2 separate regions of the Homo sapiens genome follow, and region 1 is linked to region 2. The links are chromatin contacts, found by Hi-C or POLR2A ChIA-PET in ENCODE. All regions are on one chromosome and are shown on one strand. Each heading gives the region's core, a stretch centred on a gene start or an enhancer-like site at or near the end of the contact. The rest is flanking DNA. Distances are from core to core; before and after follow the strand shown. Region 1 holds the start of DIP2C (disco interacting protein 2 homolog C). Region 2 holds the start of DIP2C-AS1 (DIP2C antisense RNA 1).

Region 1 (6,603 bases), core at 3,311-5,810, 40 kb after region 2:
TGGGCAACAAGAGTGAAACTTGGTCCCCAAAAAAAAAAAAAAAAAAAAAAAAAAATATATATATATATATATATATATACATATATATATATATATATATAAACACACGCACACAGGTCCCTCAACCAACACAGGAAGACCTGGCACGTGCGCGAGCCTTCACCTCCCTCTGCAAGCAGGTTCTCCCCTGCTGAAAAAACATTAGGCTGCACTACTGTGGAGCATAACTGCTCGCTGAAGGAATCGGCTACATTAACTAGCAGAGCAGAGCATGGAGGATGGAGTCAGTGGGCATGGAACACGCTGACAATTACCAAAGCCACAGAGTACAAAGCATGGCACCTATTTTTCAAAACTTCTCTTCCACCAAAAACCAACAATTTTTGCAGGCTATATTATGAGTTCTATCAAAATAATTCAGCACCTCCTAAACAAATGGGAAAGAGCTCCTTCTGAAGCATGCACTGCCCAAAAAGATCAGTGACCAGTCAACAGAGAAACTTACTTCCTAATTTGAATCAACAGCTAAATGCAATCTTTTTTAAAATAATAATAATAATAATAAGACATGAGTCTGGGCACAGTGGCTCATGCCTGTAATCCCAGCACTTTGGGAGGTCGAGGCGGGCGGATCACCTGAGGTAAAGAGTTCGAGACCAGCCTAGCCAACATGATGAAACCCCATCTCTACAAAGGTACAAAAATTAGCCAGGTATTGTGGCGGGCACCTGTAATCCCAGCTACTCAAGAAGCTGAGGCATGAGAACCACTTGAACTCAGGAGGCGGAGGTTGCAGTGAGTTGAGCTCATACCACTGCACTCCAGCATGGGAGACAGAGTGAGACCGTCTCAAAAATTAAAAAATAAATAAGACATGAGTTTGTCTTTATGGGGAAGTTTTCTGCTTCCACTCCAATTTGTTTGGCAATTCCATGTAAAGTATCAGTTATTAATGAAATTATTTTTAGGCCCTTTAAAGCCACAAAAAAGAATACCCAATTATAAAGGGCAAAAATGTAGGGAAGAGAAGGGAGAAGAAAATATTCTGGGGAAAGGAGTATGAGAAAGCAGCCGCCACAGCCCTCTCATTCCTTGACCCTCCCCAGAATGGAGCTCCAGATCACCTGGAGGCCTCCCCACCCTCATGGCCTCCTCACCTGCAGGGCCTCCTCAGCCACAGGGCCTCCGCACCCTCACGGCCTCTCCACCTGCGGGGCCTCTCCACTAGCACAGCCTTCCCCCCACGTGGTCTCCCCACCTGCACAGCCTCCTCACCCGAGGGGCCTCCGCACCCTCATGGCCTCCCCACCTGCACAGCCTCCGCACCCACACAGCCTCCCCACCCGCACAACCTCCCCACCCACACAGCCTCCTGACCGTGTGGCCTCCTTACCTGCATGGCCTCCTCCCTGGCTCACACTCAGACCCAAGTATGTGAGGAGATGACCCCCCTGGCCACACAACCTGAATGTATCCCCACATGGATTCGAGGCCATCAGCTCCCACAAGAGGGCTGCCCAGCACTTCTCCCCACAGAGAGCCCTTGTGTTTTGCTGGCCGCATGCTCTGTGGTGTGAGCTGGCCTCACCTTCCCCTGTGAGGGGGCACAGGGCACGGGACAGGGACAGGCAGTGGAAGAAGGATGGAGCCCTCGGCCCCGCAGCAGGAAGTGCCCCTGCAGCCCTGCAAAGCAGGACACCAGCAGTGCATGTAATGGCGCCCAGCAGGCGGGCACAGCAGAACTGGACCAGGGTCTAGAAACCCACACAATGCGTAACCCACGCAGGCTGGCAGCCCACACAGGAACCTCAGGGGAATGCTCTACTCTTTCCTTCAGTCTATGTTATGTGCTTAAAACGGAACTTTTTCCATCCTCCTCTGTAGGAAATGAGCACTGGAAATTCCACATATGTTTCTATAATATTTTCTGATATTTTAATAAAATGATGACAACCAACTTAAAGAATTCTCTCCACTTGAATTTTGATTGAAGATGGGAAATAATTCAGCATTAACAGCTGTTTTCAGCTTTCACTCTGAAAGCAGATACATTGAGGAATTTTTGAAGTCCAATAACATAAAGAAACACAGAATTTTGATCCTTCAATTCTTGGATTTCTATTAAGCAATACTGGAAAACAAGTTGATTCATCTAATTTAAGCCTGTAAAACTGTTTTATGTGGTTATGAGACAGAGAATTCCAAATGACCTTACAGCACTACCCCCATAAACTCAACCTGGGCAAACCCACACTTCACAGCAAAGTTAAAGACCATCCAGCAAACAGATGAGGCAGTGGGGCCAGCACAGGCCGGAGGGTGCAGAGAGGCTGAATAGAGCCACGGAGCAACCCTCTCACCCTTTCTTCTTAAATGTGTAGCTCAGATCTCAGCAAGATTCATGTGGAAGGAAAAATATAATTAGGCTTCCTGCATGCAAACACACACACCCCTTTCTCTGCCTGGTCTCTCAATAAGAAACTAACTCATTAAGCCCTTTTTAAAAAACCTGTACAGACGCAAGGTGTTCACAGGGAATTCGGCTGAGCACACCTTCGTCGAAAGTGGCTTTGCCATCATCTGGGCAGCAAGACAGTATCACTCACCCTCCAAGAGCAACTGACAGGCAAGTGTCGTCACCTCAAAAGGCCACAATGCCCAACACAGGACACCCATTCCCATAGACATCCCAGACTCTGGGAACAAATGTGGGTCCAACTTCTGGGCTAGCAGTGGGTGGGGGAACCCTCAGATGGGGCTCGCCCTGCTGAGCTCAGGGGCGCTACGCTCTGCTGACCTGGATGGGGCACTGACACTTCACATCAGTGTGATGCAGGCAGCACAGAAGCCCCTGTCCTGAGACAGCGAACACGGAGGGTGCTGCAGGCAGGGGTGCACCTGGGCCGAGACGCAAGCCGGGAAACCTACCCAAGGCTGACACAATCAGATAACCAGGGTGGGCCTTTTGCAAATGATACACTCCTTACCCACCAAACGAGCTGTCTGCACTGCACAATCTACTTACCAGTTTACATCCGAACCCTGCACACGGCAGCTCCCGCCTCCTAGCCATGCCCTCCTCATCCTCAGCTCCTCAGGAGGGCAGCAGCCAAGCCCACAGGCCTGGAAGACTCTGCCCCCCGCCAACTGTGTCACGTTACAGGACACTGACACACCTCGCGGAACCCCACATCTGAAACTGAAAAACAGTACCATTTCCCGTCCCCAGAAGTCTGGAAAGGCAGTTGGCTGCACACCATGGCCCCTGCTCACTCCCTTCTTTGCCCTGAAAGTGTTAAAAAGGAAAACATAAAGTCAACACCAGCTCCTCCCTGCCGGTGAAAATTGGCACGAATGAGTTTACTTTCTGGCTGCCGGCCCTCACAAAACCGTTACCCAAAAAAAGTTCACCATGCTAAACTGCTCCAAATATAAATGTGAGACGCGCCGGCCCACCCCCACCCCACCCCACGTTACAGGAATGGCCTGACCAGGATGAGCCCAGAGACGGCTAAATGCACATCAAACATTTCAGATTTGGGAACTTCAGTGGTTTTGGGGAAAAGACCTGGCAAAGCCCGATCTGAAACTTATGACAGTTGAGCACATGATCTCCGCCATGAAGAGCAAATAAGAGGCGTACACAACCCTCCATAAGACCGCGGTGGCTGATCTGCCACAAACCCTCCTACGAGAGGACCAGGACGGCAAGGCCGGAGCCCGGCCCGGGGGGAGGTTGACGATTCCGCCCAGCCCTCCCCGCGCAGCGCCCGCGAACAATGGGGGTGGGATCCCCCGGGCCGCGCCAGGACCGCTGCACGGCCTGAGCCACCAGAGATCGAACCCGGGGTCCAACGACAAGTTTCGCATTGAAATCTGGCCGGGCGTTCCAGGCCGAACCCGCCAGCGAGGAGGTGGCGCGCACCGCGCTGCTGCACCAAGGACGCCGCGGCTCCAGCGCAGAGCGCACGGGAAGGCCGATCCCGCCGGGCCCGCTGCATCCTGCGTCCCCGCGCGGCGCCCAGGCCCCACAGACACCCCCAGGGCGCGGGGGGATCGCGGCCCCACAAACATCCCAGGGCGCGGGGGATCGCGGCCCCACAAACACCCCCAGAGCGCGAGGGGATCCCAGGCCCCACAGACACCCCCAGGGCGCGGGGAATCGCGGCCCCACAAACGTCCCCAGAGCGCGGGGGATCGCGGCCTCACAAACGTCCCTAGGGCGCGGGGTCTGGGGGTCCGGGGGACGCGCACGCTCCGGGCTGGGGTCGCACCTCCCCCTCCGGGCCCGGCCCCCGCCCCGCCGCAGGCCCCGCGCCCCCAGCCCTCCGCGCGCGGCCCTCCCCGGTGACAGCGCGGCCCGGCCCGGGGCGGGGGCCCGGTTACCTTCCGACAGCTCCAGCTCCAGCTCGGCCAGGCGCGCCCGCACCTCCAGGGGCAGCGCCATGCCCTCCAGGCTGCGGTCCGCCATGCTCCGCGGGCGCCGCGCCCCGCACGGCCTCCTCTTTGTTCGCAGGCGGAGGTCTCGGCGGCTCCTCGCGCCCGGCGGAACCGCACCGAGGAGGAGGCGGCGGCGCGGGCGCGGGAGGCGGGCGGCGGGCGCGCAGGGACCTCCCTCCCCTCGGCGCCTCCTCAGCGCGGCCCCGCCACGGCCGCCTCGCGCGCCCCCGCGCCCCACGGTCCCCGGCCCGCCCCGCGCGCGCTCGGCCCCTCCCCGCAGGCGCTGCGGACCCGGACCCGGCCCTGCTGCTCTCGGCCCCGGCCCGGCGGGAGCGTCTCTGCGCGCGCGCGTCACGGGGCCGCGGGGGCAGGGCGCGCGCGCGCGGGGCGCGAGGACGCGCAGGAGCGGGAGCGCGCGGGGGGGCGCGCGGCCGCGTCGGCGAAGCGCGCGCTCCCGGGGGCGCGCTCGGGGGCGGGTTGGGGGCTCGGGGCCCGCGGGGCGGGGCGGGGCGGGGCGGTCTTGTCTGTCCTGGGCTCTGCGCGTCCAGCGGAGCCTGCGGGCCCGGCCCCAGAGCCTGGTCCACCCGGCTCCCTGCGAAAATCACGTCCTGGAGCCGCAGCTTGACGTCTGCGCGAAAACTCGCAGTGCCCCGGGTCTTGGAGGGCTGGTTTTTTGTTAATGAACATTTTAAGAGGCGGAGACGGAGCGCTAGGCTGGAAGTTTCGAATGCAACGACCAGCAGATGACCTTGAGCGACTCTGAGCCTTTGCCTGGAGGGTCAGTGTCCCCATCTGTGAAAAGGGGATGGGAAGACAAGGTTGGGTCACCTAATCTCCAAATGCCAGGTGGGCCCGAAAAGCCTGGCTCCAGCCCTCCCGGAACAGGCTGCAGGCCCCAGGGTTCCCACCGTCCTTCTCCTTGTGGGGCCATCAGCTCCCAGCCTCAGTGCCACCTCGGCGAGGCTGAAGCCCCGTCTGTGCCTCTAGTCCTGACCATCTGGGGAGGCCCTCGCATCTCCAACCGTCCACTGAGCAAACTTCCCTGGAAGCCCCTAGACACCCCAAACGCCACAAACCCTAAATGAAGCCAGCTGCTTCCAGTGACTCTTAGTCACTGGAAGTTCTGCTTCTCAGAACCGCCCCCGTTGTCTTCATCATCACCTTCCTCTGTCTCCACACATCCTCCCCAGTCTGTTGCACAAAGCCCCGACGACCTGGCCTCCTTTTCATCCTTGTACCCCCTCTTCCCAGCCCGGCCCCTCCCTTAGGCCCAGAGCTTCCTAAAGACCTCCTCGCCTCCCCGTCCTCCACGGGACATTGGCCAGCGCTGGCTCCCGGAGGCCCAGCTGCACTCACTCCCCTTTCAGAGTGGGCCGCAGGAACACAGGTCCCCCACCTCACCCCCCTACCCCTACCCCCCACCACCCCCCCACCCCGCTTCGACCGGAGCCCCCACCAGCCGGGACCCACCTGCACGGCAGCCTTGCGGCCTCCACACTCCGGCTCCTGCAAACAACGCGGCTGACCCGCAGCACCTCTGCTCCCGGCCTCCACCCCGGAGAGCCTGCCCCTTCTCTGCCCCTGCCACCCACAGCCATCCCTGACCCCAGGTCCAGAACAATCTCTCTCCTTTCTCTTCCTGCACCGGCCACTTCCCGCCCTCATCACGTTTGACCTTTTTTATCTTCTCTGTATTCTTTGTGAGTGTAAGCGCCTGGAGGACAGAGCCCATGCCTCACCCACCTTTGCCCTTCCCATGGATCTAGCAGTGGTGGCAACCGCCAGAGGTGTGTGCATTTCCTGTAAGGATCGGTCCTTTCAGTGGGGAATTGTGAGAATGACATTCGACGATGAGCTGGGAAACAGGAACCCCAAACCCGTGTGCTTCCTGCGCCGAGCCGTGTGCCTCCGCCTGGTGTGCGCCGTGGGTTCGTCCTTCGCTCCAGACTGCGTTCAATGCAACAGATACGGGTGGCACAAGCATGTGGCCCCACCATCATCTCTCCCCTTTGCATGATAAAGAGACCGACCAGCAATGCAGGGGCCGTGGGGAAGATCCCACACAGCCCCTACACGTCACAGATAAAAGTCCTTAGAGACAGAAAGGGGAGCAGAACCAGGATTCAAACCCCAGTCTCCAAAGCAAAGCCCTGAGTTCATTTC
Region 2 (6,691 bases), core at 2,428-4,927:
GCCAACCTGCACCACCCAACTCCCCACTGTCTCTTACTGACCACCCGCCTCGACTCCCCCATAGCCTGGAAACTGCAAAGCTGCCTGGCAGCAAGAGGGGACGGGTGGCGACCGCACCAGCCAGGTAGCACCTGCTCCTGCCGGCCTGCAGGATCACAGGGCCTGCCTCATGGAGCCGTCTTTAAGCACAAGTACAGTGAGAAATCAATGCAGCTTTAGTTTTACTTTGCTGTTAAATTAATTTTATAACACTTGGCTATAACGTACATTAATTTTTATAGCAATTACTAAAATAACAACTCATAATGCATTCATTCACCATATTAAGCCAAGCAACTGAAAAACCAAACACACAAGCAGAATTTTATAGGACTGTAGTAGTTTTTGTTAGGCTGTCAAATTATTTTAAGCTCAAAATTAAAGTAATTAAATCTGTGACTCTCAACTGGGGGAGGTGGGCACACACAGAGTGTGGAAGTGAAAATCCTTTTTTTCTTCCAAACCTCACACAGACTCGGTTGGTAATTTCCATTGCTAGAATTATGTTCTGTTCCTTAGGTTAAAAACAACTGCCTTCATACCTATTAAAAACAATGTTTCTTCCTTTCCTGAGTGAAAGTGAAATGAGCCATGGTGGCAAGCTGGGCGAGAACAGAGGGAAACTGAGTCCATGTCCACATTTGACAGTAGGAGAGAACAGAGGGAAACTGAGTCCACGTCCACATTTGACGGTGGGAGAGAACAGAGGGAAACTGAGTCCACGTCCACATTTGACGGTGGGAGAGAACAGAGGAAAACTGAGTCCACATCCACATTGGACGGTGGGAGAGAACAGAGGGAAACTGAGTCCACGTCCACATTTCACAGTGGGAGAGAACAGAGGGAAACTGAGTCCACGTCCACATTGGACGGTGGGAGAGAACAGAGGGAAACTGAGTCCACGTCCACATTGGACGGCGGGAGAGAACAGAGGGAAACTGAGTCCACGTCCACATTGGACGGCGGGAGAGAACAGAGGGAAACTGAGTCCACGTCCACATTGGATGGTGGGAGAGAACAGAGCGAAATTGAGTCCACATCCACATTGGATGGTGGGCGAGAACAGAAGGAAACTGAGTCCACGTCCACATTGGACGGTGGGCGAGAACAGGGAAACTGAGTCCACGTCCACATTGGATGGTGGGAGAGAACAGAGGGAAACTGAGTCCACGTCCACATTTGACGGTGGGAGAGAACAGAGGGAAACTGAGTCCACGTCGACATTGGATGGTGGGAGAGAACAGAGGGAAACTGAATCCACGTCCACATTGGATGGTGGGAGAGAACAGAGGGAAACTGAGCCCACGTCCACACTGGATGGTGGGAGAGAACAGAGGGAAACTGAGTCCACGTCCACATTGGATGGTGGGAGAGAACAGAGCAAAACTGAGTCCACGTCCACATTGGATGGTGGGAGAGAACAGAGGGAAACTGAGTCCACGTCCACATTTGACGGTGGGAGAGAACAGAGGGAAACTGAGTCCACGTCGACATTGGATGGTGGGAGAGAACAGAGGGAAACTGAATCCACGTCCACATTTGATGGCGGGAGAGAACAGAGGGAAACTGAGTCCACATCCACATTGGACGGTGGGAGAGAACAGAGGGAAACTGAGTCCACGTCCACATTTGACGGTGGGAGAGAACAGAGGGAAACTGAGTCCACGTCCACATTGGACGGTGGGCGAGAACAGATGGAAACAGTCCACGTCCACATTGGACGGTGGGCGAGAACAGAAGGAAACTGAGTCCACGTCCACATTGGACAGTGGGCAAGAACAGAGGGAAACTGAGTCCACGTCCACATTGGACAGTGGGCGAGAACAGAGGGAAACAGTCCAAGTCCACATTGGACGGTGGGCGAGAACAAAGGGAAACTGAGTCCACATCCACATTGGATGGTGGGAGAGAACAGAGCAAAACTGAGTCCACGTCCACATTGGATGGTGGGAGAGAACAGAGCAAAACTGAGTCCACGTCCACACTGGATGGTGGGCGAGACCAGAAGGAAACTGAGTCCACGTCCACATTTCACAGTGGGAGAGAACAGAGGCAAACTGAGTCCACGTCCACATTTGATGGTGGGAGAGAACAGAGGGAAACTGAGCCCACATCCACATTGGATGGTGGGCGAGAACAGAGGGAAACTGAGTCCACGTCCACATTTGAGGGTGGGCAAGAACAGAGGGAAACTGAGTCCACGTCCACATTTGAGGGTGGGTGAGAACAGAGGGAAACTGAGTCCACGTCCACATTGGATGGTGGGAGAGAACATAGGGAAACTGAGTCCACGTCCACATTGGACGGTAGGAGAGAACAGAGCGAAACTGAGTCCACGTCCACAGTGGACAGTGGGCGAGAACAGAGGGAAACTGAGTCCACGTCCACATTTGACGGTGGGAGAGAACAGAGGGAAACTGAGTCCACGTCCACATTTGACGGTGGGCGAGAACAGAGGAAAACTGAGTCCACGTCAACATTTGAGGGTGGGAGAGAACAGAGGGAAACTGAGTCCACGTCCACATTGGATGGTGGGAGAGAACAGAGGCAAACTGAGTCCACGTCCACATTTGATGGTGGGAGACAACAGAGGGAAACTGAGCCCACATCCACATTTGAGGGTGGGTGAGAACAGAGGGAAACTGAGTCCACGTCCACATTGGATGGTGGGAGAGAACATAGGGAAACTGAGTCCACGTCCACATTGGACGGTGGGAGAGAACAGAGCGAAACTTAGTCCACGTCCACAGTGGACGGTGGGCGAGAACAGAGGGAAACTGAGTCCACGTCCACATTTGACGGTGGGAGAGAACAGAGGGAAACTGAGTCCACGTCCACATTTGATGGTGGGCGAGAACAGAGGAAAACTGAGTCCACGTCAACATTTGAGGGTGGGAGAGAACAGAGGGAAACTGAGTCCACGTCCACATTGGATGGTGGGAGAGAACAGGGAAACTGAGTCCACGTCCACATTTGAGGGTGGGAGGGAACAGAGGGAAACTGAGTCCAGGTCCACATTTGATGGTGGCTTTTAATGCACTGCAGGGTGTGTCCCCTTGACCTTCACGAATTTTCAGGTAGTAAGAAAGCAATTTTTCTTATTGGAAAGGAGAAAACTAAGTGACTGTAAAATAATATAATTTCCTTAAAGCAAAACAACAGAGAACCAACTTTTCCTTTTTTCACATTACCCAATAATTCTAAGACTCAGGGTTTTGTCACGTTACAGCAAATGCCATTCATTGGGGGAAGTCGGAAGTCAGAACAGTGTGTGCTATTCAAATTCTCGATGAATAATTAACTCAAATGTGTTCAGAGTGCTATAAAATGAAATTAATTTATTTTTAGTTTAACCCAAAATCCCCAATCACTTGCCAAATGATCCTCTATGTATCCTACATAAAAGACAGGGTCTTTCTGGCAGAAAACCATTGAAGTTTTTATTTGCAGTAAGAGAAGCATGCCTTATTATCAAACAGGTGCATGGTCCCCTTGTGGGGGGGTGCCCGTCACCTGCGTCCCCGTGCGTCACGGCGTTGCCGCACACCATTAACACATCAAAACGGAAAAGGAAATGTAAGCAGTGTTTGCCGTCCAAAGTTCACATCAACAATTCCTTATTAGGAAGGCAATTCTGAGCCTTTCCTCCTGCATCTGGGAGCTGCCAGCAACCCAGTTCCAGGAGAGAAAATAGCTTGACACCTCCTGCGGCCCATGGAGTCCTCCCGTTGGGACAAGGACCCCCCAGGAGAGAGAAGACCCCAGCAGAGTCAACACTGGAGGTCCTGCGGGGTGGGTGGTGCTGGGGAGGCCACACGGGGAGGGCTGTTCCCTGTTCCCTTCCCCTCAGGAGACAGCTGGCCCGAGGTGACACAGCACTGGATGCGATTTCAGGGCCAGGGACCATGGTGCCCGGGGCTGTGGACCACGCCAGCCCACAGCCACTGCAAGCCCCAGACCGGGGCTGTGGATAACGCCAGCCCACGGCAGCCACACGCCCCAGACCAACACGAGAAGAACGCAGGCCGACAACATCTTCATCTATGGTAGGTGACCCGGTTATCGTTCCTAAGAGAGTCCACGGCCACTTCTACTGGGTTCCCTATACTCTTCCCCTGCCCCAGCTGGTCCCCCCATGACAGCCGTGTCCCTGAGAATGGGATGCAGAGCCAGGAGGGACGTGGGCCCCTTCAGTTTGCAGGGGCTGCCAGGCAGCACCTTCCACCTGCCGAGGGCCGGAGGCGGGGAAGCCATTCCACAGCACGTGAGCTGGCAAGGGGCCTCCCAGCCTTAGAGCCCAGATGGCTTCTGGCCAGAGTGCTCTGGGCCGACCCCCCCTCATGCTCACTTCCCTGCATAAGTTTAAGTTGTTTTCTGTAATTTGCAACCAGAATCCTGGCTGATCCACCATGGAACCCAGATGTCCTCAGTTCTGCCTCAGCCCCCACTTGTGAGAGGTCCGTGGCATAACACAAACTCCCCCTGGGATTCGTGGGCCTCACGGGGGAAGCTGAGGGTGTGTCCATGCAGGACCCCGAGGCTACACAGCTCTGGCTGTTTCTCTTCCAAAGCCGGCACTGCCCTCTCTCCATCTCTCCCGGTGCCAGGGCTCAGGCCCCAGCCCCCGTTTCTGCAGAAGCCCCTTTCCATCCTAGCCCCTGCCACCCCTCCTGCTCTTGTCTCTCCCACACCTCCCAAACTCTCTCCTGGCCAGCTCTCGCCACACTCAGTCAATGTCCACTGGGGGCCTCAGGGGCACCTCCACCTGCCCAGGTCTGGGACCACCGTCCTCCACGCATATCTACAGACCCTGTCCTCACCTGCATCACACCAATGATGGCGTCACAGCGTGGGTTCCGGTCACCAGTCGGCCTCCCCCACCAACGTGGACTCCTTACAAGCAGAGCCACCAACGTGGACACGATCCCATCAGGAACCACCTACTTTTGCATCCCCAGCACTGTGCTCAGGTCCCAGGGAGGCCCCAGCAAACTGTGGAACAACCAAACTCGTGACTGAATGAACAAGTATGTTAAGTCGTTAAGTAAAAATAGCAGAAGACTTAGTAGAATGTATGAGTAACAATTACAATTATATGAAAATCCGTATCCACGTGAAGGTATTATGCAAAAAAAGCTTAACTTTGTTTCAGTGCCTTTCCAGTTAAATGTTGTTAAGCAGTATTTCCCCCAAAAGGTGCATCTTTTATAAAACAAGAACGCAAGGCTCTGAGGCCAACTTTGAACATTTATTTGAGTGAATTCACGTCCCCCAAATTTTCCGTATCCCAAAATCTGGACTTTTGCTAAATGGTGCCCTTAGCACAGGAGTCTCTCCAAGGAAGTGGCCTGAGCTGAGAGGGGGCCTGGCATCGCCCACCCAGGTCATCAGTCATCATCAGCAGCAGCTGCGGCATGAGAGAGATGGTGTGGGGCGAAACCAATGGGGAAACTACAAAAGAAACCACCTGCTACTGCAAACGGCCTCGCTGTACTCAGGGAGTCGGTTCCAGGACCCCATGGACACCAAATCCAGGCACACTCACGCCCCACAAGTGGACCTGCCGAACCTGCGTGTACAGAGTCGGCCCTCCGACACACGTTTCACATGGCAGGAACACTGTATTTTCTCCCTGAGTTTGGTTGAAAAAATTCACATATAAGTTGACCCACAAAGCTCAAGCTTGTGTGGTACAAGAGTCAACTGTATGCAATTGACACTGATTCCTACCAACGATATCCAAATCTTAGCATGAGCAGCACGATAAACAGAATGAGCAAAATTCAAAAACTAAAGCAGCGTTTTTCCTGCAAGTGGGCGCACTGCGTATCCCCTGCGGGAAAGACCACGCTGGCTGCTGACCAAACTCCACTGGCATCTTCCTCCATCCTGAGGGCATCTTCCTCGGCATCTTCCTCCATCGACAGCAGCCTGGGCTCACCTCCCAGCCCGAGGCTGAGAACTGAGTTCCAGTCCCGGGGTGGGGTGGCGGGGGGGCGCACTGTGCACCCTCCCAGCTCTCCTCCACCCCTTCCCTCAGGCTGGCCCAAGAATAGCCTGGACAATCACCTGCTGGGGACACCGGGCTGCCCCTCCTCCGCCCACAGCCTCAGGCCACCTGTCTCATCCGTGACCGAGAAACGGAGCTGCAGTGGGAGGCGGGACATGCTGGGATCTACCCATGGCCAGGCCAAGCTGCGCCAATCACTCAAGCTTCACTTTGATCACTTGCTCTACCAAATAAAACAGAACAAAATAACACCATGTCCTCCTTTCCACACACTCCCAAGCCTCCCATCCCACTTCCCGGTGCTGACCCCATGAGAACACTTTGTGCGTCTTTCTAGGTATTTTCTATCCTCCTCAAGCACAGAACCGCACGCAGAGTGATTTTTTTTTTTTTAAACAGAAATGGCACCAGGGCAGATGATGATTTTTTGTACCATTTCTTGACTTTCTTGGGCATTTTCCACACCAGGACAGATGGACCCTGCTCTCCTTCCTCCCCGCCCACAGCTACCTCGCAGCAGCCACACACTGAGCCATAAACCCTCGCAAGACTGTGGGCATCTCAAGGTGCCCCACGTCCCCAAAGACCAAGGGGTCACAGCTCCACATTGTCCAACAACACTTCAGACGCGGCCTCGAGCCT

What was found. Hi-C counts contacts between places; a loop is a spot of excess contacts on that map. ChIA-PET counts read pairs that join two places held with the same protein, here RNA polymerase II (POLR2A). Pooled maps may share reads with other maps.
Region 1: a loop to region 2 is called in a map of breast epithelium, with 24 times the contacts of the local background. The contact joins the promoter of DIP2C here to the promoter of DIP2C-AS1 in region 2. A Hi-C loop is called at or near these places in 5 of 168 maps with a recorded cell type or tissue (breast epithelium, dorsolateral prefrontal cortex, gastrocnemius medialis and 2 more) and 4 of 50 pooled maps. POLR2A ChIA-PET finds 5 or more read pairs at or near these places in 1 of 52 experiments (WTC11).

What each region holds. Positions count from the first base shown.
Region 1 is chr10:685,108-691,710 of GRCh38, forward strand. It overlaps DIP2C (disco interacting protein 2 homolog C), which reads right to left and starts at 4,561. Exons shown (of 37, transcript NM_014974.3): 1 at 4,387-4,561. The coding sequence starts at 4,471. RefSeq lists an enhancer at 4,936-5,871.
Region 2 is chr10:646,358-653,048 of GRCh38, forward strand. DIP2C-AS1 (DIP2C antisense RNA 1) reads left to right here and starts at 3,678. Exons shown (of 4, transcript NR_187391.1): 1 at 3,678-3,821; 2 at 3,934-4,085. All of the region lies in intron 1 of DIP2C (disco interacting protein 2 homolog C), which reads right to left. LOC124902361 reads right to left here. Exons shown (of 1, transcript XM_047426106.1): 1 at 1-6,691. The coding sequence starts at 2,314. The coding sequence ends at 560. RefSeq lists an enhancer at 4,179-5,001.